2 separate regions of the Homo sapiens genome follow, and region 2 is linked to region 1. A link is a loop called in an ENCODE intact Hi-C map of the cell type or tissue named here. Cell type or tissue: CD4-positive, alpha-beta T cell. All regions are shown on one strand.

Region 1 (2,500 bases):
CATAACAGCCAGAGAGTGGGAACAACCCAAATGCCCATCAACTTGTTAAGATAACCACACATTAGAATACGATTCAGCAGTAAAAAGGAACGAACTACCCACATGTAATATGATGTGGATGAACCTCAAACATATTATGCTAAAGAAAATAATCCAATTAAAAAATGGACAAAAGAGCTGAAGAGACATTTCTCAAAAGATGATACACAAATTAGCCAACAAGTATGTGAAAATATGCTCAGCATCACTCATCATCAGGGGAATCATCAAATGAAAACCACATGAAAATGACTACTATCAAAAAGACAAAAATAGGCTGGGCATGGTGGTATGTGCCTATAGTCCCAGCTACTTGGGAGGCTGAGGTGGGAGGATCACTTGAGTCTGGGACTTCTAGGCTGTAATGCAGAATGATCATGCCTGTGACTAGTCACTGCACTCCAGCCTGGGCAACCTCATCTCTTAATAAAAAAAAACAAAAAGAAAGAAAAAAAATGCTGATAAGAATACAGAGAAAAGGAAACTCTTTTTTTTTTTTTTTTTGAGACAGAGTTTTGCTCTTGTTGCCCATGTTGGAGTGCAATGGTGCAATCTTGGCTCACTGCAACCTCTGCCTCCTGGGTTCAAGCGATTCTCCTGCCTCAGCTTCCCAAGTAGCTGAGATTACAGGCACCTGCCACCATGCCCAGCTAATTTTTGTATTTTCAGTAGAGATGGGGTTTTACCATGTTGGCCAGGCTGGTCTCGAACTCCTGACCTCAGGTGATCCACCTGCCTCAGCCTCCCAAAGTGCTGGGATTACAGGCGTGAGCCACCACACCCAGCCGAAAAGGGAACTCTTACACACTATGGGTGGAAATGCAAATTAGTGTAACAATTCTAGAAAACAGTATGGAAATTTCTCAAAAAACTAAAAATAGAACTACCATATGATGTAGCAATCCCACAACTAGGTTATCATCTAAAGAAAAGAAAATCAGTATATCAAAGAAATACCAGCAGTACCATGTTTACTGCAGCACTATTCACAATAGCTAAGATATGAAATCAATCTAAATGTATATAAATGGATGAATGGATAAAGAAAACATGGTACACACACAGGAATATTATTTGGCCATAAAAAAATGAAACTCTGTAATTCACAGCAACACGAATGACCCTGGAAGCCATCATGTTAAGTGAAATAGGCACAGAAAGATACATACTGCATGTCCTCACTCATATGTGGGAGCTATGAAAGTTGAGCTCATAGAAGTGGAGAGTAGAACAGCGACGACTAGAGGCTGGGAAGGGTAGGGGCAAGGGGAGAACAAAGAGGTTGGTTAACAGGTACAAAATTACAGCTACATATGAGGAATAAGTTCTAGTGTTCAATAGCACCTAGGGTGACTATAGTCCAAAATTTATTGTGTATTTTCTTTTCTTTCTGTTTTCCTTTTTTTTTTTTTGAGACAATCTCACTCTGTCACCCAGGCTGGAGTGGTGTAGTGCGATCTCGGCTCACTGCAACCTCCACCTCCCATGTTCACGCAATTCTCGTGCCTCAGCCTCCCAAGTAACTGGGATTACAGGGGTGTGCCACGAGGCCCAGCTTATTGTGTATTTTTAAATAGCTAGAGGAGAAGATTTTGAATGTTCCCAACACAAAGAAATCAGAGACGTGTGAGGTGATGAATATGCTAATTACTTGGATTTGATCATTACACACGGGATACATGTATCAAAATATCACTCTGTACCCCATAAATATGTAGAATTATTATCTATCAATTAAAAAGGCACATTACACTATGTGAGAGAAGCCAGATCCAAAAGATTATCTATTGAATAATCCCATGTATATGAAATATCCAGGAAAGGTAGATTTATAAAGGCAGAAAACAGACTTGTGGTTTTCTGGGGTTGGGTATGGCAGTGGGGTTTGATTACAGACAGGCTCGGGGGAATCTGGGGAGGTATAAAAATGTTTTAAAACTAGATTGCGTGTTAGTTGCACAACTCTATAAGTTAAGTAAAAAAAAATCAATGAATTACACACTTATAATGGGTGGACTTTATGATATGTAAAATATGCCTTAGTAAAGCAGCCACTGGGTACCCCCCCAACACACACAAAAAAACTTTACCGTATAGCAAATTAGCCTGGCTAATTTTTGTATTTTTAGTAGAGATGGGTTTCACCATGTTGGCCAGGCTGGTCTCAAACTCCTGGACTCAAGTGATCCACCCGCCTCAGCCTCCCAACATGCTGGGATTACAGATGTGAGCCACTGTGCCCAGCCTTGACTATGTCTTTTGGATAAAGAAGGCAGTCCTTAATGTATTGTTGAATCGTTACTATTAGCCAGATGTGGAGTTGATGAAACACACTTAATGATTATTTTGTTTGTGAAGACATGAATCAAATCTCCCCCAGATGTAAACCTCTTAGAAGACACAGTTCTAAACTACAATAATCTACGGAGAGATGCTGCCAATGCAAATATTGTGAAGAAGT
Region 2 (2,500 bases), 56 kb before region 1:
CCTGGCCACCATGGCGAAACCCTGTCTCTATAAAAAATACAAAAAAATTAGCCGGACGTGGAGGTGGGTGCATATAATCCCAGCTACTCGGGAGGCTGAGGCAGGAGAATTGCTTGAACCCAGGAGGTGAAGGCTGCAGTGAGCTGAGATCGCACCATTTCACTCGAGCCTGGGTGACAGAGCAGGGTTCTGCCTCAAAATAAATTAAAAAAATAATAATAAAATAAAAATAAAACCCTAGCTAGGCGAGGTGGCTCACGCCTATAATCCCAGCACTTTGAGGTGGATGGATGGCTTGAGCCCAGGAGATGAAGACCAGCCTGGGCAACATAGAGAGACCTCATCTCTACAAAAAATGCAAAAATCAGCTGGGTTGTAGTGGGGCACACCTGTAGTCCCAGCTACCTGGGAGGCTGAGGTGGGAGGATCACCTGAGCATGAGAAGGTCAAAGCTGCAGTGAACCGTAATTGTGCCACTGCACTCCAGGCTAGATGACAAAGTGAGAACTTGTCTCCAAACAAAAACAAAAACACCTTTTTTCCATGCACCACCTTAAAATTATTTCATGTACCACTAGCAGTCGGGCAGTTTTGGGAAACACAGACTTAATCAAAAAAATGAAAAGAACTAAATTTGATTTTTTTTCTTTTTTGTTAAAGAGCTAAATTTGAAAACTGATCACACATTAGTCAGCTACATAACTAAACACTGAAGATGAAAACCTTTCTAGCACCGGTGCCTTCTTCGTAAGTATGTATGTCCTGATTTGTATCCTTAAAAATGTTACTCTTGAGGGAATTTATCAAAAGACTGCTCCTTCTAAAAACATATCAAAAGTAAAATGGAGCTGCTGGCCAGGCACATGATTACACTTGCTACTCTGTCTTCTTAAACACGAATGACAAACTTTTATCAGACTGCTGCTTTTAATGTGGCTTTCCTTCCAGTGTGGTTTTCTGGCCAGGCTCATGATAACACTTGCTACTCTGTCTTCTTAAACACGAATTACAAACTTTTATCAGACTGCTGCTTTTAATGTGGCTTTCCTTCCAGTGTGGTTTTCTGTATGAAATACGTACACATCACTCGGCCTCAAAGTGCAAGAACTGATTTTTTATCAACAGGTTTCACAAGGACATTGGGAATCAAGGCTTCTGCTGCACGCAGTGGCACTCACTTGATAAAGGCGTCCATGATGCATTTGCAAACCTCCACCCGCACACTCTCTTTTTGGAACATGTCCAGAAACGGCAGAAATTTTTCCTATAAATAAAGCAAGCACTCTATATGCAAATGACACAAGTTATTGGAAGGAAGGAATCTGTGGGTCTCTTTTTCTGTGGAGTTCAAAGAAGCAGAACAGAGGTTCATCTCTCTGAGTCGGGTCAGATGAGGACTCCTCTGAAATCAGGGAGAGGACCTGACTGGGCTTGTAAAAAGCTGTTACTGGGCCGGGCACAGTGGCTCACACCTGTAATCCCAGCACTTTGGGAGGCTGAGGCGGGTGGATCACTTGAGGCCAGGAGTTCAAGACCAGCCTGGCCAACATGGCGAAACCCTGTCTCTACTAAAAATACAAAAATAAACCAGGCATGGTGATGCATGCCTGTAGTCCCAGCTACTTGGAAGGCTGAGGCAGGAGAACTGCTTGAACTCGGGAAGGCGGAAGTTGCAGTGAACCGAGATCACTCCACTGCACTCTAGCCTGGGTGACAGAGCAAGACTCTATCTCAAAAATAAACAAACAAACAAAATAAAAAGCTGTTACTATTAAAACAACTTATATGCATTCCAGGGATTGGTGCTGGGACCAGTTAACATTTTGGTGAGCCATCCAGGCAACCTTTGATGACCACAAGCTTTTCTGGGCAAGGCAGACTTCAGTCTTTTTGTGATTATATTGATGAGCAATGGAAGAAGAGTCAGAGTAGAGCTGTTCACAGATGGCCTCGAAATTGGACCGCCTGGCTCTGAATACTAACCTCGGTGACTGTGTGGCTGTAAGCAAGTTACTCTACCTCTTCCTGCATCAGTTTTCTCATCTGTAAAGTGGGAATATGGTAGTTGCTCCCTTATCTGCGGTTTTGCTTTCCATAGTGTCAGTTATCCTCGGTTAACGGCCATCCGAAAATATTAAATAGAAAATTCTAGAAATAAGCACTTCATTCATTTTCATTTTTATTTTTATTGCATTTTATTTGTTTGAAACAGAGTTTCGCTCTGTTGTCTAGGCTCGAGTGCCCTGGTGCAATCTCGGTTCACTGCAACCTCAGCCTCCCCAGTAGCTGGGACTACAGGCATGCACCACCACACCTGGCTAATTTTTTGTATTTTTAGTAGAGACAGGGTTTTGCCATGTTGGCCAGGCTGGTCTGGAACTCCTGGTCTCAGGTGATCTGCCTGCCTTGGCCTCTGAAAGTGCTGGGTTTACAGGTGTGAGCCACTAAGCCCAGCCCCATTCATTTGAAATTGTGCATTGCTCAGAGTAGTGTAATGAAA

What was found. Hi-C counts contacts between places; a loop is a spot of excess contacts. Peaks named below come from ENCODE experiments on the same cell type or tissue, not always from the same donor. Only the 100,000 strongest peaks of a DNase experiment are listed, where the experiment ranks them.
Region 2: a loop joins it to region 1, with 1.9 times the contacts of the local background. A loop is called at or near these places in 4 of 110 quality-filtered maps.

What each region holds. Positions count from the first base shown.
Region 1 is chr16:19,582,671-19,585,170 of GRCh38, reverse strand. The region is part of intron 7 of VPS35L (VPS35 endosomal protein sorting factor like); the gene reads right to left. Among named protein-coding and RNA genes, the nearest start is that of VPS35L, 28 kb to the right of the region's middle. In CD4-positive, alpha-beta T cell, CTCF peaks have their summits at 1,092 and 1,291; a DNase peak (open chromatin) is centred at 1,270.
Region 2 is chr16:19,638,779-19,641,278 of GRCh38, reverse strand. It overlaps VPS35L (VPS35 endosomal protein sorting factor like), which reads right to left. Exons shown (of 31, transcript NM_020314.7): 21 at 1,179-1,264. Among named protein-coding and RNA genes, the nearest start is that of KNOP1, 78 kb to the left of the region's middle. In CD4-positive, alpha-beta T cell, no CTCF peak of the experiment used is centred here; a DNase peak (open chromatin) is centred at 1,008.